Linked DNA regions of Homo sapiens: regions 1 and 3 are each linked to region 2. A link is a loop called in an ENCODE intact Hi-C map of the cell type or tissue named here. Cell type or tissue: ascending aorta. All regions are shown on one strand. Each heading gives the region's core, and the rest is flanking DNA. Links, peaks and the distances in the headings are about the cores only.

Region 1 (11,052 bases), core at 1,201-9,200, 53 kb after region 2:
CCATACAGGCTCTGTTGCATATTTTTATTTTTTATAATCCCATATAATGTAAAAACCATTCTTATCTCACAGGGCATCCAAAAACAGGCCATCAGCTAGATTTGTCTCACAGACTGTAGTTCACTAACCCTTGATTTAAAAAAAAAATCATAACATATAGAAAGAAATGACAGATGTAAAAACAAAAGAATCAAGTGGCTCTTCTAGAAATAAAAGCTACATTAGCAAAGTTAATAAATTTACTGGATTACAGCATATTAAAAGATCAGTAAGCTTGAAAACAGCAATAAAAACTATCCAAAGCAATGCATGACACAGAAAAAAAACTGAAATAAATTGAATGAATCTTGGTGACCTGTGAAACAACTTCTAGCAAGCTAGTAAATGTGTAATTTGAGTTGTAGAAGGGGAGAAGAACAGAAATTGTATTTGAAAAAATAGTGGCTAAAATTTTTCCAAATTTGATTTTTAAGAAACGCCAGTTCACACCATAATCAAATGCCAAAAACCAATGATAAATAGAAAAGTTTAGAAGCATATACAGAAATAAAATGCATTACATTATCTAAACGGGGAAAACATAACTTGTCTGGACTTCTTATCAGAAATATTGCAAGTCAGAAGACAATGGAATTTCAAAGTACTAAATTAAAAGTCTTTCTTTACCTCTCTGCTAATCTGCCTCTCAATGAGTGTAGTAATAATTCTTAATACACATAATTTCTATAAGGACTGAATAAAATAATACCTCTTACTTTAAAAACTCTGAATATGAAATTTGTTATACTATTATTGTTAGTATTAACAATAATACTGTTAGTAATAATATTGTTACTGACAATAGTATCGTTAGTAATAATATTGTTACTAACAATAGTATTGTTAGTATACTGTTATTGTTAGTATTACTGTTCCTATTCTTATCTATTATTATTTCTATTATTCTATTTAAACATGAAGTAATCACACTTTCATATCTATACTACAAAATCCCAGACTTCTAGTATGGTAATCTGCCCTAAAGGATCTTTCAGGTTCATCTCCCTCTTCTCCCACATACATTTGCCTATTGGATTACTCCCTGTTCTCTGGTCCACTGTTTTATCACTTCTACGCCTTTGCACATACTTTAGCTAACCATTTTCAAGGCCTAGCTCAATGCACACGTCTGTTAGAATCTTTCATTGTCATCTTTCCAGAAGCAATTTCTTCCTCTTCTATGTTTCCCATATAAACATTTATACCAGTATTTCTCAAACTTTCACGTGCATAAGAATCATCTGGAGGGACGCCTGAGAGCTGGATTGTCATGAGCTCCTAAATGCTGTCAATGCTGCTGGTCTGAGCAGACCCCACTTTTGAGTAACAAGGTTTTATGCCTTTTCTTATGATTATATTTCTATTGTCTCGCCTTCTAGAATAACTCTTTAAAGAAGAGAACTGACTTACTTTTGCTTTCGTAATTATCATGGCACCTAGTAAGGGACTATGCAGCTAATTAATAATAAATAGATGATAGATAGAGAAATAGATATCATCTTAGCCAAACTCCTGGTTCCTAGTCAAACCAAACCTCACCTCTTGACACTTATTAATCCGTATCCAGTTTTTAAGTGTTGAGGGAAGGTGAAAAACCTAAGGTCTCTATGAAGCCATTTACCAATGTATAGCCCACTACACCATGATAGCTATCTGAAATTATGAGAAATTCACTGAGAATGATACTGTTGATAAAATTTTCACTCATCTTGCTGAATTTAAAATGTGAATTTGCTGAAACTTATTCTTGACACAAACACCATAAGTACCTTCTGTTTCTTGGGTAAAAAGGAGCACATGTGTGATATGCTGTATTCTGAGTAGGAAGATTGTTATAACTGAAAACAGAAAAGCATTTCTTCCAAACTCTTATAAACTTAATGGAGTCTCTGCATTTCAAAAGCTTCAGAGACTTTTTCTTCCATTCCCTACCCACAAACTCCATGCTCTGCAGGCTCCTGGATAGTGCTGCCTAACTATACACTGTATCCTGTCATGTGACTGACAGGGCCAGCTAGCAGCACCTCAACATTGTTTTGTACTGCAAGACTCAACATGTGTTTCCCCTTTGCAGAAATTACATCATGTCTCAGGAAGTCTCCTCTCTCCAACAGAACCAGCGGATATTCTCAGCCAAGGCTTTGCAAGTAAGAAAAGAAGATAAATGGATCCTGGTGCCGTTGTTTAAAGTGTGCATGCTTGCTACAGAGTCTTCATTTCATAGTCCAGCCTCAACCAATTCACCTATGCATTACGTTCCCACTGCCTCGCTTCTCACTGAAACGAACAAGACATGGGTGAGGAGGAAAGTTTGCACTTGTTGTCTGTGCACTTCTTACATAAAGTACAATTGTTTTCTATCCTTGGCCTTTGACCAAAAGTGAGCCAGCTAATAGTTTAACTTCCACTCAAACAAACATTTTAACCTGTAATCAGAAGAGTTGAAAATAGCAAATTTCTGGGGATTCCATTTCTTTCATGATACCTTCTCCACTTTCTCAGAAGAAAACTAACAAAACATGCTTGCCTTACTTAGTTTGAAAAAAATTGAGACTGCTGTCTTTACTCTTCACCCAAAAGATACGTTCCTTTGTTCCTCAATCTGAAATGCATTTCCCATATCTGCATATTACATTAAAATCTTCCTTTCTAATATCTTTTTAAAGGACTAGCTTTGTGTTCAACTCTTACTAAGCCCTATATATCCCCATCATGGTTATTTGTCACAGGTTGCAAGCAACCAGATGCCGGAGACAGAGACAACATGATTCTCTTTTGTCAACGCTCAGCAGAGCACTATAGATAATTTACAGCTTTTTTGAATATGATGATAATCCTAATGCGCCCTTACATTTTAATAACACCTACGAGTTTTTTAATGATTTTCTGCCTGTGATATTACCATCATCATTCTTTATTTTAGAAATATTTGTTGAGTATTTGCTCATGAAAGGCACCATGGAAGGCATTCATAGGGATTATGATGAGTCTCTGCCCTCATTTAAGTTATATTCAGTGAATGTTTATTGAGCTTCTCTGAGGTGATATTTTTTTAAAGGGTTATAAATTTCTTGGTCGGGTGTGGTGGCTCACACCTGTAATCCCAGCACTTTGAGAGGTAGAGGTGGGTGGATCGTTTAAGGTAAAGAGTTTAAGACCAGCCTGACCAACATGGTGAAACCCCGTCTACTAAAAACACAAAAAATTAGCTGGATGTGATGCTGCACGCCTGTGGTCTCAGCTACTCAGGAGGCTGAGGCAGGAGAATTGCTTCCATTCGGGAGGTAGAGGTTGCAGTGAGCCGAGGTCGCACCAGTGCAGCCTGGGCAACAGAGCGAGATTTCATCTAAAAAAAAAATGTTATAGATTTCTCCATTATGTACATCAGAAATGTGAGGTCCAGAAATATTTAATGATTTTCCCAAGTCCACTTAGTTAGCTCTGGTACAAAGGATGTAGCAAACCACAGGTTTTGTGACAGAGATTGATTCGAGCCCAGATGGCCAGAAGTTGCCTGCATCATTGACAATTAGTTTCCAAACTAAGATAACAAATAAATTATAAGGCCTTGGCATACTGGAAGAAACATCAGACTAGCAATCAGGATATTTGGATTTGGATTCCATAAATATAATAAATTTAAATAATAAATTTCCTAATGCATTGAATAAGGATAGTAGTTTTAAAACAGTATTACTCAGAGTCCTAGGGTTCTAAGGAAATGACTTAGGAGTCTTTGAGTGGAGTAATGGGAGGATGAGTTGGCTCCAAGCAATCTGCTCCAGATTTAATCAGAGCTTTGATCTGTTTTATATATTGATGTTCTGCATGTAATCTTAATCTTAAAAAGAAATTATTTTTTTAAAAAAACAATAAAAACAAAAATAACTTAGAAACCAATTAACTGAGTGACCTTTAAAACCTTTTTCAATTCTGATCATCTATAACTTGGTAAACTTTTCAACATTATCAGCCAAGAGTCTGTTTCTTCTTCATTTGGGATGGTTAACAAGGGGCTTAATTCCCAACAGACCCATTGATACGGTAGACTGTAGAGTTTTGCTGCTCAAAATATGGTCCATGTATCAGCAGCATCAGCATCACCTGGAAGTTTATTAGAAATACAGAATCTCAGGCCCCACCCAGATCTCCTAAATTAGAATTTGAATTTTACCAGGGTTTCCAGGTAATTTGATGAACAATAAAGTTTGAGAGGCATTATCTACAAGATTTTGGAATCTTTCTTGGTTGACTTGTATCATTGGTTCCCGTCACGTTCTCCTCACCATGGTTTATACCAGGAAGATTAGGATAGCTGACATTTGTGCTCTGTCCTTCCTCTCTATGGCCCCAAGGGAAAAGGTAGAGTCAGTATTTGCCATTTTTGCCCATGTCTTAACTAACAACTTAACAGTCACCATCTACCAATGTATCGTTATAAATGTCCCTATAGTACCCATGACCATTTGGGATGTCAGGGATATTGAAAACAGCTCTTCCCTAGTAAATCTGAGACCCCTTTGATGAGATCATCTTTTTAACCCAGTCCAATTCTGAGACTCACTAATTTTATAATACAGACATTCATAACAAAAAAACTCTCAGATCCTTTACAAATTGCCCCAGGCTTGTCCATGTGTTATTAAAGTTGGGCTGAGTAATAAATGCTATAAATGTCTTAGGAGACAGCACTCATGCCCAGTGAGCATGACATCCCATAATAGACCTATTTGGCTTGTTACCCTGGCGCCTTTCTCCACCCTGATCTCTGGAAACCAGAGAAAGGCAAACATTAGAATGTCAATCCAAAGCTGTAGACATGGGTATAAGATGCTTTGCTTGGAGAGTTTTCATAAGATCATATTTCTGGCCAGATTCATATTACTTCAGAGTTGTAGTCAGAGGCGATTTTTTCATTAGCATTTCTTTTCCCAGAAGGAAAACATTATCTCCCAAATAAAATTCAAGTGAACTAAATCGCTTCCAACCTCAGCATCATTTCAGGCTTGGTGTCACTTGTAGATTCAAGACTGAGTCCTATTTAATCTACTCAGGTTCCACTCCTAATAGGAAAAATGCCAAGAAACAAAGAAAAGATGCATCCCATTTTCAGAGGCAATCACCGTCTACACTTTAGACTGATCATAAAGCAGTTCAATTTATCAACGTCTTACAGAGTCAGCTCTCCCTGGCATAGTCAAATCTGACTGCATTCATTCTTTCACCAAGCATTTACTGAGTGTCTACTATATGCCAGGTACTGGGCTGGCCACTAGAGAAACAAAGATAGTATTTTAAATCAAGAAACTCATAGTTTACCTGCAAAGACAGAAATATAAATTACTATTAAATCATATAATCAATATCTTACTGATGGTTTGAACAAGATAATATGGGAATACAGACTGGTAAGCAATGAGGAGCCACAAATGGGTAAGACTGTGTCCTTGCTTTTGAGGTTATAATCTAGATGGGAAATCAAGAAAAATGCACCCTAACTCTGTTAGGCCATTTATGGTAAGTGCCAAATGTATGATTACCCAAAGCACAGCCAGGGCTGAATGTTGATGGTGAATTAGTCATAGTACCTACATAGTGATTAAGTGCTGTCAGGTGGGCCGGGAGCGGTGGCTCCTGCCTATAATCCCAGCACTTTGGGAGACTGAGGCAGGCGGATCACAAGGTCAGGAGTTCCAGATCAGGCTGGCCAATATGGTGAAACCTCGTCTCTACTAAAAATACAAAAATTAGCTGGGTGTGGTGGTGGGTGCCTGTAGTCTCAGCTAGTCGGGAGGCTGAGGCAGGAGAATCGCTTGAACCCGGGAGAAGGAGTTTGCAGTGAGCCGAGATCACGCCACTGCACTCCAGCCTGGGTGACAGAGACTCCATCTCAGAAAAAAAAAAAAAAAAAAAAAAAAAAGAGCTGTCCAGTGGGCTGTGGCTGTGGGAATCAGGGACAGGGAGAGGAATGAATGGATTTTAGCAGACTAAAAAATGAGAACAATTCCTATTGCAGAAAGAAATGAGAAAGGGAATGTCTGAGAAGGGAAACTAGCATGAACAAAGGCACCCAGATAGGAAAGCACCCCATCTCCCCACTCTGGAGCAAAAACAAAGTTCTCAGTCTGCTTGGAACAGAGGTTTCACGTATAGAGTGTGTTCAATGATAAATTTGAAAGGCATACTGTATTAGCCTGTTCTCACGCTGCTAATAAAGACATACCCAAGACTGGGTAATTTATAAAGGAAATACATTTAATGGACCTACAGTTCTGCACGGCTGGGGAGGCCTCAAAATCATGGCAGAAGACGAAGGAAAACAGACTGCTTACATGGCAGCAGGCAAGAGAGCTTGTGCAGAGGAACTCCCATTTATAAAACTATCAGATCCCATAAGACTTATTCACTACCAGGAGAACAGTATGGGGGAAACCACCCCCATGATTCAATTATCTCCATCTATCCCCACCCTTGACACCTGGGGATTATTACAATTCAAGGTGAGATTTGGGTGGGGACACAGCCAAACCATATCACATACTGAGGCCAAAGTAAGTATGGGATCTTGAATAGCATATATAGAAATGTGGATTTTATTTTTTTTTGAGAGTTCCTTTTTTTGTTGTTCTCAATCTTCTTTATTGTGGTAAAATATACACACATAAGATTTACCATTTTTGCCATTTTTTTAAATCTTACTTTAAGTTCTGGGATGCATGTGCAGAATGTGCAGGTTTGTTACATATGTGTACATGTGCCATGGTGGTTTGCTGCACCTATCAACCCGTCATCTAGGTTTTTAAGCCCCACATGCATTAGGTATTAGTCCTAATGCTCCCCCTCCCCTTGTCCCCCACCCCCCGACAGGCCCAGGTATGTGATGTTCCCCTCCCTGTGTCCATGTGTTCTCACTGTTCAGCTCCCACTTATGAGTGAGAATATGCCATGTTTGGCTTTCTGTTCCTGTGTTAGTTTGCTGAGAATGATGGCTTCCCGCTTCATCCATACCCCTGCAAAGGACATGAACTCAGTCTTTTTTATGGCTGCATAGTATTCCATGGTATATATATGTCACATTTTCTTTATCCAGTCTATCATTGATGGGCATTTTGGTTGGTTCCAAGTCTTTGCTATTGTAAATGGTGCTGCAATAAACACACGTGAGCATGTGTCTTTATAGTAGAATGATTTGTAATCCTTTGGGTTTATACTCAGTAATAGGATTGCCGGGTCAAATGGCATTTCTGGTTCTAGATCCGATTTTATTCTGTAACCAATAAAGAGTTCACAGGTGAATGAAAGGAAATCAGTGAGAAATTAAATTTGTGGTAGTTTGTAGGATAAATTAGAGTAGGAAGTTACTGGTGAAAGGGGGATATTTGGAGGTAATTTTTATGAATAGAATGCTATGCCTACCTTTAATAATCATTAGTAAGCAGCCCTTATATTGGAGAGGGAATCCAAGGTAAATGCATCATTATTTCTGAGGAGTGTTCCTTGTATAAAATGTAGTTGAGGATCCTGGATTTGAACTTAAATCCTCATCTCTAGATCATTTCCTTCATTTAAGTTGGTTAAACCCAATGAACCAGCACTGTAGTAGGCACTAAGAAGATATCATCTAGAATTTCAGAACTAAGGGAATATTAGAACTGTAGGGAGCTTAAAAGTTATTTTGTATAATGACTTCATTTTGTGGGTGACAGAGCCCCCAAATGACAATAGTCAGAACCTAGAGTTAAAATGCCAGTATCTAAGTCCAAATCCAATGTCCTTTCCACTACATCAAATTCATCGTCCAGTATCAGGCACTATGCCTCCGCTCAAAGAGTTTGCACATAGAGAAACATGCAAACACTGTTTTTTATGCAAGGAAGGTATAAAAGCACGTGCTCATCCCACTGTAAGGAAAATGGGGTAATATTTCTTAAAGACTGGTAGAAAAACAAGCTTCCCATGCATTAAGATAGTAAAGTTTTCTTCCTGTAATCTCAGCACTTTGGGAGGCCAAGGCAGAAGAATTGCTTGAGGCTAGAAGTTCAAGCCCAGCCTGGACAATATGGCAAAACTTTGTCTCCACAAAAATTTAAATTTAAATTTAAATTTAAATATTAGCCAGTCATGGTGGCATATACCTGTAGTCCTAGTTACTCTAGAGGCTGGAATGGGAGGATTGCTTGAGCCCAGGGATTGAGCTTATAGTGAGCTACAATTGCCCCACTGCACTGTAGCCTGGGCAACAGAGCAAGATCCTGTCTCAAAACAATAGCAATGAAAAAAAAAATGAATAAGGTTTTCTGACAGGCTTAATGGCCACACAATGAAAAGGTACATTTTTCCTTGAGTTTCAGCTTCTGAAGCAAAGTTTGTCCTGGTAGATAAAGAGAAAGCCAATCTCTTTCCTGTGGAAATAAAACCTTCACTTGATTTGCCTAATGCTGCCTCCTTTCTAAATGGTGGGCCCCTAGAAATCAGGACCAAAGGATTTGTAATTTGGGGGTCACAATACAAAGTGTTCAATTACTTTAAATAGATCCAAAAATCAACACAACATTTCAAAGCCCTCAAAGAAACATATTCATAGACACTCCAATAATTAATCATTTTCTTACCTGTCAAATCCCTTTTTATAAACTAAATGCATTGATATTTGGCATGCAGATGGCAGCAGAATGGAATTGTAATTGCTCATTAAGCATCTCAACCATGGGTCTTAACGCTTTCTTTCGGTCCAGCTATTACAATATGCATGGACATTAGAAAAGAGAGATGGAGAGGTCTGTCTCAAAAAGGTTTCTATTTTTCCAAAGCTTATTGAAATAGATATTATTTTATCCAGACTAAGTTTTCTACCTGCAGATCTTTATGTCTATTTCTTCTTTAAAACATCTTCCTCTTTAAAACATCTACCAGCATAACATGTGTTATTATGCCCCAAAACAGACTTGAAATAATTAAAATATATTTGTTTTATAAATGTATTCAACATAAGTCAAAAAATTATGGAATATTGCTATTCATTGAGTTGTTACAGGATATCAAGTCTAACCCTCCACTGGCTGCTTAAATCCCTACTATGGTACCTTATGAAATTGCTATTCTAGCTTCTACTTGAATATCATGAATGAGAAAAAATCTACTACCTATCCATTTTTCCAAGGTTACCTCTCCATTTTTATGCATTATTACCTAATGAAAGCCAAAATGTGCTATCTTATAGCTTTGTGGTTTTGAGAAAACAGAGATCGAATCTGTTTCCTCTTCCACATGACAACTCAAGTCAACAGATATTTATTGAATCTGAACCAGGCACTGTGCTGTGTACTGGATATTGAATGAATGGATGACACATGGTCCTTGTTTTAGAGATACTTATATTAGTATGGGTAAGACTGATGTGGATTAGTATACTCGGAGTGTTCAGATGCATAGAAAGGGATACTTAATCCAAATTTTGAGGGGTAGGGGAAGTCTTAACTAAATTTTTAAGGACAAATAGGAGTTAGCCAAAGAATTAATTCCCTAGAAGAAAAATTTAAGCAATGGTGTACAAATGAGAAATTGTAGGCTGTAATATATTTGAAAACAAGCTCCCCTTGCATTTCTACAAGTAGAAAGACATGAAGAGGGAGTGATAGGCAACAGGGCTAGAGACATAGACAAGAATCAGATCAAGAAACTTGTACACTACACCTAAAACCTCTAAAGTGGTTTTAAAAGAAGAATCATACAACAGATTTACTCTTTTGTTAGATCATCTTGGTAACAAGAGAAACAAGGGTAGAAGAGACAAGACTATTTAAGAAGTTATTACAGTAAGCCAAGTAAAAATGATAAAAAGCTGAATCCAATCTGTAGTAATGTGGACGCATTAAAGAAATATTTATGAAGTAAAACTGACAGGTCTGGATAACTAATTAGATGTACAGGGTAGAGGAGGATGACAGCTCAAAGATGACTCTTCGGCTTCTAACTTGAGTAATTGGTTGACTGTTGGTACTGCTAATTGTGGGTACATCAAGTTGGAGATGCTAGTATAAGTTGAGGTTGGATTTCTTTTTTTACAAAGTTTGATGTAATTTTAAAATACCATTTAAGATGAATGGTTTGTAACTGAATACAAGTCTGCCGCTCAGAGGAAGATTGGTCTTGGAAAAATAAACCCAGCATCTAAGTGAATAATTATCAGCTCAAGAGTATGTGAGATCACCCAGGCATAGAAAACAACCTGAGAGAGGAGAAGCATAAAAAGAGAAGCCTGAGGAACAACATTTACGGGAATTTCCAATAGCTGAAGACAGCCATTGTGTTCCTTCTTTGGATTTTTCTCTTCTACACTAAACATTTACCGATTTTTTCATTGTATCTTCTATTCAATTGCCTTCAAAGATGCTTCATGTTGCTGATTTTTCTTCTAAAACAGGATGCTCTTGATTGATGCTAATCCATGAGCTGTGGACTGACTAGAGCTGAGAAGATGGTCTCCATTCTGGATGTCATAAGGAACAGAAATGGCAAGCAATTCACCAATCTGTGTGCTCCTACTTCCTTACTATAGATTTGTCCATAGAAGGCAGGAACTGTATTTCCTCATCTCTCTTGCTAATGAAATGTGAGGAGAAATGACGTGTATCCTCTCTACTCTTTCTTTCCTCACCTTTAAGCTAAATGCAAATGACAATGAGGCCAATGCTTAGAGGACTGCTGAGCCATGAGATGGAAGGAACTCAGGACATGGAAGAAAACAACATATGAGACAAGATATATCTATCTGAGTCTGACAGTTAAATGAAAAAGAATTAAATTTCAATTATGTTATGCCACTGAGACTTAGAGGTCTACTTTTTTGCAGTAGCTATTACTCTAACCTAATACCATACCCCTAATAAAACAATGTAAGAAAACATTAATTTTGAGAGGAGGGACATCGCACCAACATGTTTTCAACTAAAATCCCTCCCATAGAGAGAAAGGTCTGTGAGAGGGAAGTCTAGAGTAGATGGAAGTGAGGAA
Region 2 (11,052 bases), core at 1,198-9,197:
GCCTCTTCCCAGATGCCTGGATGTTTTCCAGTAAATGAATATATTCAGTTGGCTAACCTGGGTCACACTCTGCCAGGTTTCCTTTCCAAAGAGAGCCAAGGGAGGAGGCTGCCATTAGCACCAACACTATTCATGGCACTGCCCCCAAAGTAGTGTTTCCTGTATATTCTTCTGGAACTTGAAAGTATGAAATGCAATATTCCCGAGCATGTCATAGTGGTTGAACTCATGGTCAAGTATATATTGTGGGTCAGCAATACAGGCAAGAATGTTTTTTATATTTACAAATGCTTGAAAAAAATAAAAGAATAATATTTTGTGACATGTAAACATTCCAAGAAATTCAACTAACTTCAGTGTCCATAGATAAAGTTTTATCAGAACGTGTCCCACTCTTTCATTTACATATTGGCCATGACTGGTTTTGCACTGCAACATCAGAGTTGAACTGTTGCAATGAGACTGTAAGGCCTGTAAAGCCTAAAATATTTACTATTTGGCTCTTTCTAGAAAAATCTTGCTGATCCTATTCACAATAGCAAAGACTTGGAACCAACCCAAATGTCCAACAATGATAGACTGGATTAAGAAAATGTGGCACATATACACCATGGAATACTATGCAGCCATAAAAAATGATGAGTTCATGTCCTTTGTAGGGACATGGATGAAGCTGGAAACCATCATTCTCAGCAAACTATCACAAGGACAAAAAACCAAACACCGCATGTTCTCGCTCATAGGTGGGAATTGAACAGTGAGAACACGTGGACACAGGAAGGGGAACATCACACACTGGGGACTGTTGTGGGGTGGGGGGAGGGGGGAGGGATAGCATTAGGAGATATACCTAATGTTAAATGAAGAGTTAATGGGTGCAAGTACACCAACATGGCACATGTATACATATGTAACTAACCTGCACAATGTGCACATGTACCCTAAAACTTAAAGTATAATAATAAAAAAAAGGGAAATCTTGCTGATCCCTAGTGTAAATGATTAATCACAGAGCCATTTTAAGAACAAGATTTTTTTGTTTTGTTTGAGCAGGCTAGGGAAAGAAGAAAGGGAATGCCAGGACAAATGGATGTTTAAAAATAAGAGAAGTAGTGACATGGTGATAGAAAAACAGAGAGTTGAAAAAGAAAAGCCTTATCAGCTTCACAGTACAGCTTAGGGTCCACCCATGGCATGGGAAAGAAAATGTCAACTATCCATTTTAATCAATCAATTCTAATATAAATAAAAGTGATGATAATAATTCACATAATAATGGCATAATAAATAGCATTTCATATGAGCCAGGTACTGCGCTAAATGCTGTACACGTTTAATCTCAGGGCAATCCTTACCATGATCCTATGTCATAAATGCTACTATTCCTCCACTTTTCATGTGAAATTAAGGAATAACGGGGTCAGATGGGTGAGGTGGCCCATGCCAGTAATCTCAACACTTTGGGAGGCTGAGATGGGAAGATTGCTTCAGGCTAGGAGTTTGGGACCAGCCTTGGCAACACAGTGAGACCTGTCTCTACAAAAAACTTTTAAAAATTAGCAAGGCATGGTGGTGCATGCCTGTAGCTCCACATACTCAGGAGGCTGAAGCAGGAGGATCGCTTGAGCCCAAGAGTTCAAGGTTGCAGTGAGCCATGATTGTGCCACTGTATTCCAGCCTGGGTGACAGAGCAAGACCCTATCTTAAAAGAAAACAAAAAGAAAGAAGAATAGAGGGGTTGAGTAATTTGCCCAAGGATGCAGGGTCTGAACTGAGAACTTACTGTACAAAAGAGGAGGTCATAGCAAAACTCTTACAAATGACTATGATGCTTTTAAAAGCTCTCACCTTTGCCAAACAGGTCGGTATTGCTAGCAAGAATTAGCAGCTCTTCTCTTGCAGTGGCCTTAGAGCTAAAGGCTTGTTGTTTGATTTCAATGACAAATGTCTCCAGTCTTTGAAGATATGTTTGATTTTAAAAGTCATGTGAGGTTAAGTCTGGTAAGTGGTCAGGCTGAGTGGCAATGGTTTGAGTTATTAAAAGCAAGGTGTTCCCTTCACTATGAATGATGGTTTTCTTAGTGATAATCTTTGCCTAACTGGACAGATAATTCCAAGAAAGATATTACTGAAGAAAAAAAAAGACTCAGTTCTTGTCTTTGTAGAGCTTCCAATCAAACTAACTCTTTAAGTCAGTATGACTGTCAGTCACTGAAAATTCTAACCTTAACTATTTATTTATTTATGTATTGAGACAGAGTCTCACTCTGTGGCCCAGGATGGAGTGCAGTGGCATGATCTTGGTTCACTGCAACCTCTACCTCTCAGGTTCAAGTGATTCTCCCGCCTCAGCCTCCCAAGTAACTGGGATTACAGGCATGTGCCACCACGCCAGCTAATTTTTGTATTTTTAGTAGAGAAGGGGTTTCACCATGTTGGCCAGGCTGGTCTCAAACTCCTGACCTCAGGTGTTCCGCCTGCCTCGACCTCCCAAAGTGCCACTGCACCCGGTCTCTATTTTTTTAAATAGTCAAATGGAAGTATAGAGCAATCTATTCACACTATCTCAAAAGATTATAAATTTTTGAGTCAGGAAGGAAATTTCCATTATTGTTGGCATTGTTGGCTGTGTGATCTTGAGCAATTTCCCTGAGTCTCTGTTTCCTTGTCTGTTAAGTTAGGATACTTCACAACTTTCTCAAGAGGGACCCTGAGAGGGAATTAAAACTAATGCCTTCAAGCATTCATTGTATAAAGGGAATCAATTTCTCTTCTATCATATAGAATGGTACTAGTTATGCACCATCCTTGGGGTAATTGAGAAAACAAGTCACTCAGATCATTTCCTATGTCCTATGGCTCAGATAAAACCAGGTACTACATGTGAAAGACTGCATGAGGATTCAATAGGATAATAAATAGCGTTTATTGTAGGTATAAAATAGCATTTACTATAGGTTTAATAAATAGCATTTATTATAGGTGTTATTTATTATATGTGTAATAAATAGCATCATGTATGGCACATGGAAGGGGTACTCAGTAATATTAGTATTTTTCCTTTTCTACAGCAGGTTGGAAATTGGGCTGAGGTTTTCACTGAAGATGATAGCAGTGCCCTTCCACAGTGTGACTCTCAAGGCAGCTTCTGGGCGCCCATCTGCCCAGAATGACAATTTTTCCTATAAGGAGGCACTTTTGAAGAAGGAGAGGAAAGGGATGTTGATTGGCATTCTGTCAGGCATTCCATGAACTAAGAAATGAATGGGGATCATGCTGGTGGCTGTAATGGATCTGGCAGCCCCATAGTCACTCCTTCTTCCCTGTATTTATCTGTTTACCTAATCCACTTCTTGACCGACAGCTCCTTGAGGGCAGGGGCTAAGGACTAGTCTTTAATTGTACCTTTATATCTGCAGAGACTAGCAAATATTAATACCTATGAGGCATTAACGACTTCACGGTTTCCGAGGAAAGCCAGAAGGTATGAAACTGGGACTGTGGAGCAACCTCTTGCTTTTCATGGAACTTTTAGCCTATGAGGCACTTCAGGGAAAAGAAGTTCTTCCTGGAACCCAGGAAGCTGAGTTCCTCACGTCTCTGAGCTCAGAGCGTCTATCTCATGTCAAGATCCCTTCGACAAGTGCAGGAGAGGGTGACAGGACGGCTGCATAATCAACCCCGCCAGCTCACACGCAAGCTATGACCTCCAGAAGGGACAGGACACCTTTAGAATACTTTCTACCATTTCGCAAGCTTCTGGGCACGAAGTTCTCTAATCTCAGGTCCCCACGTGACTCCACAGTCCATTTTTCTCTTCTCACATCTCATCTGGTCAAGCTTGACTAAAATTATCTTGTGAACCACCCAAGTAAACACTTGCCTTTGTCTCTTCAAATGGTGTCGATGATATGTCAATGTACACACACACCAAACTGATATAGTATCGCTAGCAGTGTCTCTTTAAAGAGGAGATGTTTTGGAAGGCAGGACACTCTACAGTAAGAGCCTTTTGCTGTGCAAGGTTCACAGCTGTTGCTGTGGCAACTCTCACAACCTCGCTGAGTATCCAAATAAATAGTTTGTTCTTTTTTTTCCTCCCTAAGTAAGATGGGGGAGGGGGACGATCGATGAGACTTGCTATTGGGATCCATTTGGAGTTCTGGAGTCAGTGCAAAAATTGAGGTTTCCTAAAACGACAAAGAAATAAAGGCTTTGGGAAAAGCCCACACCCCTCAAAGGCTGCAGATGGAAAATGGAAGGGAACTGCGTGCTGGAACCTTAGCAGGCGCCGTGGCTTTGAAAAGAAGCTCCCAGCAGCAAACACCCAGGCAGAAAGAAAGAAAGCTGCGGGGTTCCGACCCCACATTCCGGCGGAGAGCTCGGGCCTCTCTGCGGGGGGGACGCCCAGCCTCCCCCGGCCTGCCACCCCAACCCCCCTCCTCCGCTCCCCCCACAGACACGTCTAAACAGCCCAGGATCTCCGGTTAAACAAAGAGAGTGGTATGCCTTAAAAAAAAAAAAAAAAAAAAAAAAACAAACAAAAAAAAACTTTTATTTTCGTGTGATAGGTGATATGTGGAAAATTAATTACAGGAAATAGCACTGCGAAAAGCAGCAGCATTCGTCTTTAAATGGATATGGTCCCCCCCTTCTCCGCCCCCCTCCTGGCTCTTCCTCAGCCCGGCGCAGACAGACACCGCCCCTACCCTCCCCCAAACTCTTTTGTTATCAGTTGAATCACGTCTCGTGCCAAGCAAAAGGTCATTTCAGGTCATCTTGGAGATGAAAGGACGGGGTAATGTATATGAAGGTGCGGGAATTGGCAAGCCCAAAAAATATATACATACACATATACATATACATATACATATACATATACATATACATATACATATACATATACATATACATGCACATAGAGACAGAGAGAGAGAGGTGGGGCAGCGCGGGGGCGGGGGGAGCGCGGTAGTGGGGATGTGAGAAACGCCAGCATTCTAACAAGAACAGAGTGATGCCAGAAAGACGCAGGAAATGTTTCAAAGCATGACAAGCACTGTCCAATCTGTAGCTAATTCCTTATAAAAATAAGAATGTGGCTTATAATTGTTAGGTGCCTGGAGGGTAATTAGAGTTTCTAATTGTTCTCATCCACAATCTCATTTTTGACCCTTCATCAGAGAGCGAGAGATGCCGCCCATTGCGAAAGTGCGCGTTCTGGAAACGTGCTGCATCTGCGGGGCTTTGGCGAACGTGCTCTGCTGGGCCAGAGAGGCGGGACATATCAGACTTAGAGCCTCCACCAGAAGGGGGTTGGGGGCAGAGGGTTGGCCTGGTCCAGTCACCCTCTTGAAGGGAATTTAACCACCAGGGTATGTGGGCAGTATATTTAGGGTGTTTCAGTAGCAAGCACAGATCACTTTGTTTGGAGATAAGAAGAGAAAAAAAAAACGAAACAAAAAAAAAAATACCTTGCATAGAGTTGTTGTTGTTAATGTTTTCCCTACACTGTTTACTGGGTAGGGATGGCATGGTTTTTTATTTCTCTACTAAAAGAGACGCCACTCCCTCCTTTGAGTTTGTAATTCAATGCCATTTCAATAAAGACAATTGGCTCTCGCTGTCTCTGAATTCTTGCCAAGTGCATTTTCCCCTTTCTTTTCCTTCCCACTGCTGTATTTGAATGTCCTGTATTTGCCTCATCAATTTTTTTTCTAAGAAGCAAGTTTGTTTTTTTTTTTCCAATAACGCAGATGCCAACAGCAATCTATCAAGCGAGTGGGAGGTTTAGGTAATAAATCGTTTGTTCCCAGATACCAAAAGTTTCTTACATGGAAACTCCCCCTATAGCCTCCGCTGCCATGGGCTCCGCTCCACTCCCTCTTCTTACTAGTCAAACTCCATCTACCACCCCCCATTCTTTCCACACCCACAGCAATTCAAACAGGGAGGCTTCTGAGGCAACCAGTTAAAGGTAAGCTGATTCTTGACAGGTTCTGTAATAGTAAAGCCAATGAGATTTGGTAAAATTCGTCTGTTACCCCATCAGTCCTGGAAAATAGCTTTTTACAATGGTTATCATCTCAATGTGTGGCACCTGCTAGAGAAACTGGCCTCCATATATGCCTATTCCCCAACTCACACCATTATAAAGGCATACTCACTAAAGTTATACTAGCTTCCTCATTACTAGAGTCATGTGTTTCTAAAGAAATACAAGTCATTTCTGTAACTGTTGTAGATGCTAGCAGCAGAAAGCTCAACATCCTGGGGGTTTGAAGGGAATGGACTCAGTTCTTAACAAAATGGCATTCGTATATATGGGGTGTAGGGAGGTGGTCATTGTGCAGAATGAAGGGAGGAAGGAATAGAGAGTAGTCCAGAGGGTCGGGCAAGATACCTTGATTTAGCCAAAGTCAGCAGCTACCTGATTAATAATTGAAGTGCTGTTAATACGTGGATGAGGATTGTCTGATGCTTACACCAATCAGAGGATGTGGCACCCCCAAGTAACCAATGAGACTTCTCAGGCATTGGTCCTTTTCCATTCGTTACATGCACCCTGAGGAAAAACCCCAAGGCAAATCTGATGATGTCGGCTGGGGCATGCAACTGTCACATAGAGAAGATGGCAAGTTTCCTCTATTTATCATTTCTGTTGAGCAGTATTGTATTATACACACGAGCAAAGCAACAATATTCCATGTTTATGTCTTGCTAGATCACCTAGAAGTTCCGACAGACTTAAAATACAATCAGGCATTTCCCATGCCTTACTGAGAAGGAAGAAAGAAAGGGATCTAGTAGTGATTAAATAATCACTATGTATCATGTGATAGTCACTTTAAATCACTATCACTCAGTCCTCACATCAACTCTGTGGATAGTGTAATTATTTCATTCACTGGCGAGGAAACTGACAATCAAGGTGGGTTGAGTAACCTAATTAGAGATCACCACACATCTAACAAGAGAAGGGAAGAAAGCTCACATTTAGTGAGCACCCCTTGTTTCAGAGACTATGCTTAACTTATCACACATCTACTTTCAAATAACCGTATGCTATGCATAATATTGTCTCCATATGATAGATGAAAGTGAGATTCAAGAAACTTAAGTAACTTATTCAAAGTCACAAAGTTGGTAAATGCAGGAGCTGGAATTCAGACTCAAGCCAGTGTGACGCCCAAAGCTCATGCTGTTTGCCTGCAACTGATGCCTCAAATATTAGCCTGGGATAGAAGAATGAAAGGTTAGTTATCAGCCTTACTCCCAATAGGACAGCACACAGTATATCCTCAATCCCTATAAGCTTACCTCGAAAAATTTACCTTGGCATGTATATAAAGACTGTCCATGATTGGGCATAATGAACAAAGTCCCATTTGTCTAAAGGAAACTGTTTCAGACAGTTTCACGGAGGATCACAAATATAAGCCTTTAGGTCTGATCTTCAACTCAGACCTCATGAGCGATGTTGGTTTGCTTAATGTTTCAAAGGCAGGAAAAGTGAAAGACAGGAAATTCCCTGGGCTTATTCTCATTCTAGCTTTTTACTATTAAGTCTAAGATTATTTCTGAATGTAATCACCAAATCTGTCATTTTCAACTGATTTGGCCATTTTAGTGTGTGGCATTTATTTACTCAATAAAATATTGAGTGCTTACTAGGCACCAGGCAATGTGCTCTATGTTAACCATACACCAGTGTTTGTGCAATTGACAGAGTAATGCTGCCATTCATTGTTTAGGGAACATCAGAGGAGAAGGAGAAAAAGAAGGAAGATCGGGAGGATGTAATGAAGTGGGTGGATTTGGCAGACTAAACTGAGTCTGAGGTGCCTGCAGAAGCACCTGCTGGTGCTTCCTGATAAGTAATTGGAATTATGGGTCTTGCTTTCCGGAGACAAATCTGGACTAAAAATATAGTCTCAGGATGGACTCACATATGGCAGATGGTAACTCAAGTCATGGTGGTAACTGAGATCATCTGGGGAAACAGGGCAAAATGGGAAAAGAACGGGACTTAGAATAGCAGAGACCAGAAGAACCTAATGTTTAAGGGATATTTGGGATCAAGTACGTTCCCCAATTTCGTATGTGGCAAAGTAGGCCACCCTTTTCATTAATTTGCTAATTTATCCAACCAGCCCTTACCCATCACCTCCTATATGTTAAGTGCTCATAATGCAAGCATGAGTAACATCTGATTCCTTGCCTTGAGGGGATATAATAGAGGAGAATTCAAATGTATTTATATACAAAGATCTGTCTATATTCTTTCTGAAGGAAAAAAAGAGATTGGTGAGACAGGCTCATAGTGGTAATGATTTTTTTAATTAATGAATTTATTTATTTATTTTTGAGACAGAGTTTTGCTCTTGTTGCCCAGGCTGGAGTGCAATGGCACTATCTTGGCTCACTACAACCTCTGCCTCTGGGTTCAAGCGATTCTCCTGTCTCAGCCTCCCGGGTAGCTGGGATTACAGGCACCCGCCACCACACCCAGCTAATTTTTATATTTTTAGTAGAGATGAGTTTTCACCATGTTGGCCAGGCTGACCTGCAACTCTTGACCTCAGGTGGTCCACCCGCCTCGGCCTCCCAAAGTGCTGGGATTACAGGTGTGAACCACCATGCCCAGCCGATATATTTTTTTAATTTTTTACTTCCATAGATTATTAGGAAACAAGTGGTATTTGGTTACATGACTAAGTTCTTTAGTGGTGATTTGTGAGATTTTGGTGCACTCATCACCTGAGCAGTACACACTGCACCCAATTTGTAATCTTTTATCACTCATCCCCTTCCTACCCTTTCCCCCTGAGTCCCCAAGGTCCATTGTATCATTCTTATGCCTTTGCATCCTCATAGCTTAGCTACCACTTATGAGTGAGAAGATATGATGTTTGGTTTTCCATTCCTGAGTTACTTCACTAAGAATAACAGTCTCCAATGTCATCCAGGTTGGTGCAAATGCCATTAATTTATTCCTTTTATGGCTGAGTAGTATTCCACTATGAGTGTGTGTTTGTGTGTGTATATATATATGTATGTATATCAGTTTCTTTATCCACTTATTGAATGATGAGCATTTGGGTTGGTCCCACATTTTTGCAATTGCGAATTATGCTACTATAAACATGAGTGTGCAAATATCTTTTTCGTATAATGACTTCTTTTCCTTTGAGTAGATACCCAGTAGTGGGATTGCTGGATCAAATGGTAGTTCTACTTTTAGATCTTTAAGGAATCTCCACACTGTTTTCCATGGTGGTTGAACTAGTTTACATTCCCAGCAGCAGTGTAGAAGTGCTCCCTCTTTGTCACATCCCTGCCAACATCTATTATTTTTTGATTTTTTGATTATGGCCATTCTTGCAAGAGTAAGGTAGTATCGCATTGTGGTTTTGGTTTGCATTTCCCTGATCATTAGTGATGTTGAGCATTTTTTCATATGTGTATTGGCCATTTATATATCTTCTTTTGAGAATTATCTATTCATGTCCTTAGCCCACTTTTTGATGGGATTGTTTGTTTATTTCTTGCTGATTTGTTGGAGTTTGTTTTAGATTCTGGATATTAGTCCTTTGTCAGGTGTATAGCTTGTGCAAATTTTCTCCCACTCTGTGGGTTGTCTTTTTACTCTGCTGACTATTCCTTTTGCTGTGCAAAAGCTCCTTAGTTTAATTAAGTCCAGCCTATTTATCTTTGTTTCTTGTTTTGTTTTGTTTTGTTTTGTTTTTTGAGATGAAGTCTCACTCTTGTCCCCCAGGCTGGAGTGCAATGGCATAATCTCAGCTCACTGCAACCTCCACCTCCCGGTTTCAAGCGATTCTCCTGCCTCAGCCTCCCGAGTAGCTGGGATTACAGGCACCTGCCACCACGCCCGGCTAACTTTTGTATTTTTAGTAGAGACGGGTTTTCACCATGTTGGCCAGGCTGGTCTTGAACTCGTGACTTCAGGTGATCCACCTGCCTCAGCCTCCCAAAGTGCTGGGATTACAGGCGTGAGCCACCATGTCCAGCCTTATCTTTGTTTTTATTGCATTTGCTTTTGGGTTCCTGGTCATGAAATCCTTGCCTAAGCCAATGGCTAGAAGGGTTTTTCTGATGTTACCTTCTAGAATTTTTATAGTTTCAGGTCTTAGATGTAAGTCCTTGATCCACCTTGAGTTGATTTTTGTATAAGGTGAGAGATGAGGATCCAGTTTCATTCTCCTACATGTGGCTTGCCAATTATCCAAGCACTATTTGTTGAATAGGGCATCCTTTCCTCACTTTATGTTTTTGTTTGCTTTGTTGAAGATCAGTTGGCTGTAAGTATTTGGGTTTATTTCTGGGTTCTCTATTCTGTTCCATTGGTCTATGTTCCTATTTTTATACCAGTACCATGCTGTTTTGGTGACTATGGCCTTATGGTACAGTTTGAAATCAGGTAATATGATGCCTCTAGATTTGTTCTTTTTGCTCAGTCATGCTTGGGCTGTGCAGGCTCTTTTTTGGTTCCATATGAATTTTAGAATTGTTTTTTCTAGTTCTGTGAAGAATGACAGTGGTATTTTGATGGTAATTGCCTTGAATTTGTAGATTGCTTTTGTCAGTATGGTTGAAAATAATATTTAAATTGGACCTTGGGTAATGAATAGGGTGGTAAATAAAAGAAATCTGACTTCTGTATCTTTTATACAATGTAAATACTTAATAAATACTAACAATGGGATAGACCAAAAACATGCTAAGAAAAAACAGAATATAATGGAAGAGTAAACTTGGGAACCATGCAAATAAGGATCACCAGGGAAATGTATAAAGGAAAGAAGAATGGAATTAAAGATTTTTTAAAAGAAGAAAAGAATAACTGTATTCCTAGAGGAAATGATTTTATTAACCAGGGAAAAGCACTGGAAAGAGCAGTTTGGGAAAGTTTCCTTAGAATCCCGGGGAGGATAAAGCATCTAATTTTGGAAGTTGGAAACAGCATATTAGCCAAGGGTCTCTAATTTGGACTAATGAAAGCAAATTCAAAGTATAAGAAAAAAAGTGGAGATG
Region 3 (11,052 bases), core at 1,058-9,057, 73 kb before region 2:
CTGGTCAGCACTGGTCAGAAGACCCCCCATAAAACCCGAAATCTTGACATTTCCAAAACCTGTCTGCATATGTGCCTTTACTTCTTTTTTTCTTTTTTCTTTTTTTTTTTTTTTTGAGACGCAGTCTCGCTCTGTCGCCCAGGCTGGAGTGCAGTGGCGTGATCTCGGCTCACTGCAAGCTCCGCCTCCCAGGTTCACGCCATTCTGCTGCCTCAGCCTCCTGAGTAGCTGGGACTACAGGTGCCCGCCACCATGCCCAGGTAATTTTTTGTATTTTTAGTAGAGACGGGGTTTCACCGTGTTAGCCAGGATGGTCTCGATCTCCTGACCTCGTGATCCGCCCACCTCAGCCTCCCAAAGTGCTGGGATTACAGGCGTGAGCCACGGCGCCCGGCCTTTACTTCTTTTTTGACTCCCACTGAACCTTTGAGACTGTAATTGACTCCCTTCCCTTCAGAGAGACTCCTCACTTCCGAGCAGCCTGCTTAGCCGCATTGGAAAGTTATGGAAGATAACTAGATTTGACTCAACAAATGTGCACTTATCTCAGACATATCTGCCTGGATAGCCTCCCTCTGGTCTCTCCGTGGACTAAGAGCAAGAAGAATAAGCGTTCTGCCTCAGTTAACTCTCTGTGCCATCTAGCACATTTTTGTATTTTCAATAAATATGCCTTAAGCACTATTCCTCTTGTGGTGTTAATTTACCAACACAAGTGCCCTGAGGATCTGTGGGTTGAGCTAAGAGCTGACTGGGATTCACAGTAAGAATAGTTCATGCTTACCTTGGGTGATACAACACAAGCAACAAATAAGAGCATATGCCAATCAAAACATTTTCGGGTTTAGTCTGCTGTGTGAGGCACCGTGCTAAGTACTTTACATGAATCCTTTCATATAATCCTCATAGCAACCCCTTGGTATCCCCATTCTACACATGATGAAAAAGAGATGCAGAGAAATTAGCAAAGCCCATGTGTATAGTCACCATACCATAGAACACACACTTTGGGATTCTACGGATAGGATTTAAATTCAAGTCTCCAACTCCTTGAGTGTGACTAACATACCATCTCCAGCTGGAGTTTTCTCCTTCGTAGTGTGACAATATCCAAAGTCCCTGGTGCTGCCACACTTTCCACCTTCATGAATCATGGAACTCCTCTTTTATATCCTATCTACCTCAGTAACCCAGGGATTCAGGATGGTCTAGAATTTCAAATCCCCAGTTGGGCAACCTGAATTCCCATGTAGCCTCTATCCTGACCTTAGGCAGCAAGTCATTCAATCTTTCGGTTTCCTCATTTGTCAAAAGAAAATGACAACACTGGCCCAATTTATTTTAACAGGTAGTGTTGAAGATAAGATCAAAGGAAATATGTCAAAGTCTTCTGAAAAGCTTCAAATACTTCTCAAATTATTACAGTAATGGATTCAGTTGGAGAACTTACTGCACAGAATGTCTTTGTCCAAAATCTTAAAATGAATGGGGAAACTGAGTTCAAGGTGCAGAAGTGGAACCCAGATTATTTCTATTCTTGTATAAGCAGAGGCTTGGACTGGAGCTCCAGGTATCTGTATGCTTGCTCCAGCCTAGGCGCTGCTTGGGGCAAATCACTGCACTTCACTACAAAATATGGATGTGATACCTACCTTCTCCCGAATCCTATGGGTAGGGTCTGAGCAGGAGACAAAAACACTCAGAAAACTTGAGACGAGAAAAACTCTAGAAAGTCAATTATATGCATTTTTTAATATGGTGTCAGATTTTTTTTCTCCCACTCATTTTCCCTTGTCTCAATCTAAATTTTATCCAGATGTGAACATGAAGAGGCCTGTCTTTGTTCATTCTCTGCTTCTTTGGTTTTCCTTTGTGCCTCAAAAGGTTTTGGTGCTATGCTTCAAGACACAGGTCATGAAGGGGAAACAGTTGGGGTGCTGTGGGGAGACTGCAGTATTAGGAACGAGGACTGAGGGTAAAGAGTTACAGCATGCTCCAGAATGTGCACCTCCTCTTTGCCAACGCAGAGACAAGGTGATGAAAAGATCCCTGGCTCCAGACAAATGCCCTCAGCCTTGCAAAGCCTTCCAAGAGGCAGCGTCCCAGAGTCCAGACTGCAAGTGACTTGCATGCGCACACACACACACACACACACACACACGCTCACACACACTCTTCCATGGAAAACTGTGCTCTCGCATCCCAGAAAAGGTTTGTTGTTTCAATTAAACCTCATCAATGCCACATGTCAGAGAAGAAAGAAAAAAACAAAACAAGACTCAATTACTTCAGCTATCTCCTTAGGGATTGATCTGTATCGAATAAACCACCATCTACACATGGGGAGAAGCTTTTACTTATGAAAAACAGAGGCAGGTGCAGAAGAGCAGCATTTGGTACTAAATCAAAGCTCTGGGAGCAGAAGGAAGTGGATTTAGACGCATCCACTTAGCTCCTCCTGATATCTAACTTGCAGGGTGGGGAACAGATCACAGCCTTGGCTGGGTCTGGCCTCTGCTTCCTGGTCCCCGCTGAGGTCCCGTCCCACTTTGCTCACTGCTTCAGCTGCCCGGTAAGAACAGATGGACAGAAGTTAAAAGAGCAAGGTCAGCTCATTGGCTAAGTCTCATTTCACACCCTGCCCCACCTCTATCATCCCTTTCTGGGACATAAAGATGAAGAAAGCAGGGCAGGGGTGTTGCTGCATTTGATTCTGGCTGAAACTATGGTCGTTTCATTTACATCCCCTGAATAGCTGGCGAGTCTGATTTACACATTGATAATATGTGATGCTTTGTATTCCAGCAAATATTTAATCCCTGACGGATCAATAATCCTCGCCTGGCTGTTCTTTTTTGAAAAGAAATAAATCCCCTTTTACTCTTAAAATTCTTGAATAAAATTAAAGTGCTTTAGCCTAGGATGCACTGCTCCTACACGAAGCCATGTGGTTTCATAACCTCAGTCCTCAGATGTTTTTAAAGGGGCCACCTTTGCTAACTTGATATTTTCTGAGATCCTAACATCTCTCCAATGAGTCCTCTGTGTTATCAGTTGATATTATAAGACAGCCCTTTAAGGCCTGGTATACTTTTTTAAAATTAAAAAGTAAAATTATTAACCTAAACTGAATCAGTATGTACATAGCATGCAGTATTTTTTTGCATTTTTTGCTTATATTCACCATGGCAGTCTTGATTTAAATTCTTTATTACAAACCTTTCTATAAACCATTTCCCTCCAAAACTACATTTTTAAGAAAACTCTATTCCTACACAGATTCTTAAAAAGCTATACTCCCGTCTTAGAGTTAAATTTGAATATTTTGAAAAATGCACATTAAACGTGGAAAGAGATGGCTCTCCTCTCTATAAGGGGCTCCCAAGGCAGCCTCAAAGCTCACCAAAAGTTCCAAAACAACATCCACAACAAAACAAACTCTCTTTCATCTCTGGCAGCAACAAAAGCAATAACTTTCACCAAACCTACCCAAGCCAAGAATTAATATAACACAGAACAACACATCCACATTCAGACCATTACGGCTACATCAGCTCACCACAATATTTGTTTAAAAAACACATAATTTGTGGTAGAGAGAAAGAACCTTTCATACAAAAAGAAGTTCTTTCAAATGCAAATTAACCAAAAGACATATTTTCCCTGTGTTTGGGAAATCACTCCAATACATGAAAAACATAGTTTTTGTGTGGAAAAAAAAAATCAGTGTACACCCACTAATTGAAAAGGCAATTACATTAGCTGTAGATTACCTTAACAGTTAAGAAAAGTTAACTCCTGGCTCCATAAGTCTTTAAGAACTTTATTAGCATTTACTGACCTAAGTAGTCTTCAGTTCCCAGGTAGCAAAGTTTCTTTTCTTCTCCACTGAAATGCTCATATGGACACTGAAGGACATTGTATTACTGAACTGATCGGAAAAGAATACTGTTTCCATTCTTCTGGAGGAAAAAAAAAATGGAAAGAAAGAAAAGAAAGATGGAAGGAAGGAAGGAAAGAAAGAAGAAAAAAAGAAAGAAGGAAAGAGAAAGAGGAAAGAAAGAAAAGAAAGGAAAGAAAGAAAGAGAGAGAGAGAGAGAAAGAAAAAGAAAGAAAGAAAGAAAGAAAGAAAGAAAGAAAGAAAGAAAGAAAGAAAGAAAGAAAGAAAGAAAGAAAGAGAGAGAAAGGGAGAAGGAAAAGCAAGGCAAAATGCAGTCTAATCGAGTATTCTTCCTGGTGGGGAAAAAAAAGTAAATCCACTATCCTGGAACGAGTTCAAACATAGCTTGACAGGCTCCAGGAGAATTTACACTGAGCATGCTTAGCCCCGCACTGCTTGCATGAGACACTCTTAATGAATATTACTTCCTTCCCACTGGCTATTCCTGCTGGAAGTCCACACCCACCCCTCTTTCAGAAGTCAGGAATTTAGCTTCAGCCAAAGTCCAGAAAACATGCTTATGCGGAGACAAGGCCTCACCGATCCATAAACTTTCAGGTTGTGACCTGCCGGTCAGTTTGACAAATAGAACATAGGGGTGAATTTTTTTTCTGCCCTTGGTTATGTTGCCAGCTTTATGCCTGTCCTAAACTGCAGTTCCTCTGGAGAAAAGAAAAACAGACAGCTTTCTTTCTGAAGAACATGACGTCCTCAACACCACAGTAAAGACCTTTCCTGATCAAGCTTCCAAACTGAAATCAGAATAAGGGTCATCTGCATATTAAAACACAACACTCGATGATTTTTAGCTTCTGGATAAAACAAAAGTCCTACCCCAAATGTATGCTTTTTGATAACTTACATAACACCTCTCTCAAAAATGCTGCATGCCAAAGCACTCTCTGAAAATATGTTCAAAATCCAGCTTTAACCTGCTATGTTGTCTAAACATTGGACTTGTATACATTTAGGTCACACTAAAAACTGACTTTCTTTTTCAAACAATGCTTTCTCTTTCCCTAAATCCCTCTGTCATGTTTAATGACAGGAGACCTGAAATTCTGAAAATTTAAAAATAGATTACTTTTCTGACAGTCTGAGAAGGCAAGATTCTTGCTCTGCCAAAAAATCAGGGGAGTGGGGAAAGGGGAGGATAAGCAGGTGAGGGCCTGATATAGACCGCATAGTAAAAGAAGGGCATTTTAGATTTTAAAATTAATAATAAGGTACTTTTTTGTTGTCCATTTGATATTTCTAGGGTGCCATTTATATGTATCAAATTACAAGTTATAAATATTATTAAATACTCATTTGAACTGTAATGCTTATTTGCCTAGACACACACACATACATGCACACACAAAAACACACACCCCAATTTGTGGTTTGAAAAAAATGATGTCACAAAGCATCAAAAGGCAATAGAAATTTTCTAAGTCTCCAAGAAATATGGCGTGCCCAGTGTCTAATACAAAGCCTGCCTGGCCAGCATTGATTCTTTGGATTAATAAAGGATGCATCTATGAACCTGATACGTAAATCCGTTGCCTCTCCATGCCTGTAACACTTTACGCAGCCCACTGCTGAGCTGCCATGATATGTTCTCCCTATGGAAGATCTTTGTAGCATAAAATACGTCTTTGCCCACTATTCAATAAATAAAATCTCCGCAGACATATTTTCCTTGTGGTAACTATGAGCTTTTTGGAGACTTTAGGCATGGTGGTTGTTTTGTTTGTTTTTATGCTTTGCCTAAGGGAAGAATAAAATGTAGCCCCCTGCCCCAAGTGTGCTTATTTATATTACAAGAGCAAACTAAGTTTTCAGCAGTTAGACGAAGCCCAAGAGAAATCAGGCTTTGAAAGGCTAAGTAATCCTCGTGACCACACATAAGGTAAGTATAAAATAGGAAGGACATTTATTCATTTGACTCAAAGAGATTGCCTAGAGACAAGGTCCCGCAACACAGAGTACAGGGACCCTTCTCTGTAGACAGCTTACCTCCCTGCCATCGGGGTGCAGTTTCTTTTGTCTCCTTCCATGAGGATGACTCTCTCCCCTGAAGCTAAGGGGAGACACAGAAGCCTGTGTAGGAAACACAGGAGCCTGAGTAGAACCATGCTGTTTCCAGCTTGAATGTTAAAACCACTCTGTGTAAAGCTGAGATAGTCTTTACAGTGCCATCACACTCATTAATTCAATTAGCAAATATTCATTGAGCCCCTACACTGACATTCATTTGGGTGCTGGAAATTGGGACGTGACTAAGACAATGTTCCTGCACTCAGGGAGTTTACATTCTGGCAATTAGATGTTTAATGGAAAACATTAGATGTTTAATGGAAAAAATTCAAGATGTAGGCTGGGTGCGGTGGCTCACGCCTGTAATCCCAGCAATTTGGGAGGCCGAGGCGGGTGGATCACCTGAGGTTGGGAGTTCAAGACCAGCCTGACCAACATTGAGAAACCCCGTCTCTACTAAAAATACAAAATTAGCTGGGCGTGGTGGTGTATGCCTGTAATCCCAGCTACTCGGGAGGCTGAGGCAGGAGAATCACTTGAACCCATGAGGCGGAGGTTGTAGTGAGCCGAGATTGCGCCATTGCACTCCAGCCTGGGCAATAAGAGCAAAACTCTGTTTCAAAAAAAAATTCAAGATGTAAATAGTAAATACATTTACAAACTGTGATAAGTCTAAGAAAGAACTAAAAGGGAAATGATGAGAAAGAAACAAGCCATGTGTGTTGGGGGCTGAGGGACAGAGCATCAGGAAAATGGAATAAATATTTGGGAAAATCATTAGTAACCAATCCAATATAAGTTAAAATGAAAAAAATATGTGGCATGGCTGGATTAAAGCCTTGAATGCAACACTAATGCATTTGGATTTCATATGGTATATAATGGGAAGCTATTGAGGGCTTCTGAGAAGAATTATTTTACTAATTTGACTATGACTATTCTTTATAGCAGTTTGTAGGATACACTGGGGATGAGCATGAAAAGACCAAAGCTTTTGGAAGAGCCAAGATTGGCAGAGGTGAGGAGAACACCTAATCTAGGACAATGCAAATACTGATGGAGGAGAGAAGACAGCAATGAGAGGTATTATTACTTATTTATTTATTTATTTATTTATTTATTTATTTTATTTATTTTTTTGAGATGGAGTCTTGCTCTGTCACCCAGGCTGGAGTGCAGTGGTGCCATCTCAGCTCACTGCAACCTCTGCCTCCTGGGTTCAAGCAATTCTCCTGCCTCAGCCTCCCAAGTAGCTGGGATTACAGGTGCCCACCACCATGCTCAGCTAATTTCTGTCTTTTTAGTAAAGACAGGGTCCCACCATGTTGGCCAGGCTGGTCTTAAACTCCTAACCTCAGGTGACGCACAGGCCTCGGCCTTCCAAATTGCTAGGATTACAGGTGTGAGCCACCGTACCAGGCCGAGAGATATTATTGAGGCAGAATGACAGGCTTTGACAACTAACTGGATGTGCAGATTAGGGTGAGAAGGCATTTAAGGGGAAGGCTAAGATTTCTGGTCTCAGTAGCTCTCAGTAGATCAGGAGCTCAGACATCTCTTCACTTACTTTATACCTGAACTCATGCAGCCGAAGATAGCTGGACCAAAATGTACAAGCACGTCAACTGTTCTCACATTACACTCTTGCTCACTAAACCTCACATGGGTTCTTAAGCAGATGGTGAGAATGGAGAATGATGGTCTCTTAAGCAGAAATGGAGAAATCTAGGGAAAGAAATATCTGGCACATGGTGAACTCAAATATTTACTGGATGTATGGAATATGGAGTTGAGGGTTAGGGGGATATCCATCCTACACTATTATTTTACTTGGGAATTTTATTTAGCTGTTAATAGGGACCTGATAATAGTCAAACACCTAAGGGTATATTTTTCTCTCATTTAAAAAAAAAAATCTGTGATTGAGAGTTCAAAACATGACTACCTGGGACCCAAATCCTTCTATCTTTTTGGTTTCCCATTCTTAATGCAAGGTGTCCAGCTTCAGTTTTACGTTATGGTTCATTGTGGACTATGCCTAATTTTGAGTAAATGCACAAACGTAACAGTCAACTCTAGAAAATGGTTTGGTAGCCAAGGAACCAGGGGCTCAGACACCTCTTATATAAGAATCTGGGTCATACCACCAGATAAGCTACCTAGATAAGCAGAGGTGCTAGCCAAGAAAGAGGAGAATCTAGAATGGATAGTACATTGAGGTGGTACAAATGAGGAGTATCAATGGCAGCCTCTAGACCGGTCATAGAGGCAGGATTAGTCCCACTAACCTTCCTCATGTAATAAGACTTTCTAGGAAAAGAAACTTATCAGAATGCGGGAGGAGGTCTTCTTAGAAGGAGTAAGCTTAGTACACAAGCAAGCAGTGCAAATGGCGAACTGTAGCAGATTCTGTGGTGTGCCATCTATTACCTTCCCTTCAGGACTAAGGCACTTACTACCGCACCTACTAGGAGTGTTAATTTCTGTCATCTCACAGCCAAGTCCCTCTTGAGGAATCACCCTCACTTCTTGGGAGCCTCTGTGACCACAGGAATTCCATGTCTAAGTGTCAAAAAGGGGCACAAATGCCAAGCCTCCTTACTCCAATTTGGGACAAATCAGAGGGTTGTTCCAGCTCCACAGCTCCCTGTAGGATTGCCTGAGACCTGTTACAACTGCACTTCTGTTTAACCCCTCCTCTGCTCATTCTTCCTGCCCTCCATCCCTTATAGATGTTGCTTCTGAAAACACTCCTCAGTAAACTCCTGCATACAAATCTCGATCTCACAGTATGTTGTCTGGAAACCCAATATAATCCAGCAAAATAAAAACCCTGGATAAATTCAACTCTTCACTTACTCCATGCCTGAATTCATGCAGCTGAAGATAGCTGGAGAAAAATACACAAGCATGTCAACTGTTCTCACATTATACTCATGCTCACTAAACTTCACAAGAGTTCACCCCAGAAATCATCCTTTCTTTCCCTAATCTATTTTTTCTTCACTCTCCAGAACAAGTATTTCAAATTTTCTCTTCTAATTTCCAACACTTGTTCCTCACCATCATTCTCAGTAGTCAATCTTGCTTTCCACTATGATGAGAAAAATGAAGCAATTATAAGAGAATTTTCAAAAACCTCAACCTAAAATCTACACACCTGCCAGAATCAGAGTGAATATACTTCACCTCCCCTTCTATTACTATGGATGAACTGTCCATCCTCCCGCAGAGCAAATCCCTCCACCTGTGCACTACATCTTCATTCTCCTTCCTACTTCAAAACATTGCTCCACGAAGTCTTCTCTCATTCTTGTTTTATCAAACTTCCCTTTTTTATTAGATTGATTGCAACATCATAAAATACACTGGTATTTCTCTCATCTTAAAAACAATAACCTTTCTTTAATCCAGATTTCCTCTTCAACTAATGATGTATTATTATCGCTTTCTTATAGCACTCTTGAAAGCATTCTCTACTAGATCTTTCTAATATGTCTTCCCATTCTTTCTTCTTTTAAAAAATGTTTCATGAGATATAATTTTCATACCATAAAATTATATAAAATTCAAACTTTTAGCATGCACAAAGTTGTGTAAGCATTAGCAAAATCTAAGTTTAGAATATTTTTATTACCCCCAAAAAACCTGCCAATTAGCAATAATTTCCTATTTATCTACATCCTCTATCCCCAGGCCCAGGAAATCAGAAATATACTTTCTATTTCTATAAATTTTTCCTATTCTGGTCTTTTCATATAAATGAAAAGCATACAATATGTGGTCATTTGTGACTGGCTCCTTTTACTTAGCATAGTGTTTTCAAGGCTCACCACTGTAGCATGTATCAGTTTTCTTTCATTTAAATTCTCAAATAATATTCCATTATAAGAATATACCACATTTTATTTATGTATGCATCAGTTGATGGGCATTTAGATTATCTTCCCTTGTTAGCTCTTATAAATAATACTGCCCCGAACATTCACTTACAAGTTTTTGTGTGGATGCATGTTTTTATTTCTCTTGAGTGTATACTAGGAATGAAATTTTTGGGTCATACGGTAACTCTGTGTTTAACTTTTTCAGGAACTGTCAGATCATTTTCTAAGTTGTTGAACCATTTTACATTCCTTCAAGAAGTGCATGAGGGTCCCAATGTCTTCATGTCCTTCTCAACTCATGTTATCACCTACAGTGTTTATCACAGCCATCCTGGGTGGGTATGAAGTGGTAGCTCATTGTGATTTTGATGTTTCCTTTGTGTTCCATTATGTTGGACATTTATCTTTTCATGTGCTCCCATTCTTTCTTAAACACATTCCAATTAAGCTTTTTTCTCCATCACTACACTGAAATGATTCTTCACAAGGCTACCAACAGCCACCTTGTTACATTCTAAGACCATTTCTCAGTCCTTATTTTTCTTTACCTATCAGTAGTTTCTGACACGGGTAAAAATTCTCTCAATAAAACACTGTATTCTTGGCTTCCAGAACACCACATTGTCTTTGTTTTCCTCCTTCACTTCTGGTTGCACCTGTTTAGCTCCTTTTCCTGTTTGTTTGTTTGTTTGTTTGTTTGTTTGTTTTCTCATCTCTCTCACTTCCAAATGTTAGATTTCTCCAAGACTCACTTCTAGAATATATTCTTTCTTACTATCTACACTCATTCCCTATACAATCTCATCTAGGATCTACATAACTTCTCCTAGAATCATGACTTTAAGTGCCATCTATATGGTTATGATGACTCTCAATATTATATCCTCAACCTGGATCCCTCCACATATTCGAAACTAACTATTTAACATCACTTGGATGTCTAAGAGGCAAAATTAAACATGCCCCAAACTGAGCTCCTACTGTTTTTCCCAAACTAGTTCCTTTCCTTTCTCAATTTCTGGCAACTTAAAATTTGAAGCTAAGACAGAAGTAGAACAAGATGGCAGAATAGAAGCTGGACTGATCATTCTTCGAACAGAGTACCAATTCAACAACTATCTACACACACAAAATAAAAACACCTTCATAAGACTCAAAAATGATGTGAGCACTCATAGTACCTGGTTTTAACTTCATATCACTGAA

Evidence for each region. A loop is a pair of places that touch in the nucleus more often than their neighbours do. Peaks named below come from ENCODE experiments on the same cell type or tissue, not always from the same donor. Only the 100,000 strongest peaks of a DNase experiment are listed, where the experiment ranks them.
Region 1: it touches region 2 in a loop (2.2-fold over the local background); 10 of 110 quality-filtered maps call a loop at or near these places.
Region 3: a loop joins it to region 2, with 2.7 times the contacts of the local background. A loop is called at or near these places in 12 of 110 quality-filtered maps.

The regions. Positions count from the first base shown.
Region 1 is chr11:122,489,604-122,500,655 of GRCh38, forward strand. No RefSeq gene overlaps it. Among named protein-coding and RNA genes, the nearest start is that of TRK-TTT2-1, 65 kb to the right of the region's middle. In ascending aorta, for the core only: no CTCF peak of the experiment used is centred there; a DNase peak (open chromatin) is centred at 4,788; H3K27ac peaks cover 4,277 bases.
Region 2 is chr11:122,436,293-122,447,344 of GRCh38, forward strand. No RefSeq gene overlaps it. Among named protein-coding and RNA genes, the nearest start is that of MIR100HG, 19 kb to the left of the region's middle. RefSeq lists an enhancer at 5,133-5,797. In ascending aorta, for the core only: no CTCF peak of the experiment used is centred there; DNase peaks (open chromatin) are centred at 3,724, 4,277, 4,976, 5,259 and 2 weaker places; H3K4me3 peaks cover 2,006 bases; H3K27ac peaks cover 3,657 bases.
Region 3 is chr11:122,363,655-122,374,706 of GRCh38, forward strand. The region is part of intron 1 of MIR100HG (mir-100-let-7a-2-mir-125b-1 cluster host gene); the gene reads right to left. Among named protein-coding and RNA genes, the nearest start is that of MIR100HG, 54 kb to the right of the region's middle. RefSeq lists an enhancer at 9,944-10,478. In ascending aorta, for the core only: no CTCF peak of the experiment used is centred there; DNase peaks (open chromatin) are centred at 2,080, 2,557 and 4,377; H3K4me3 peaks cover 3,880 bases; H3K27ac peaks cover 3,570 bases.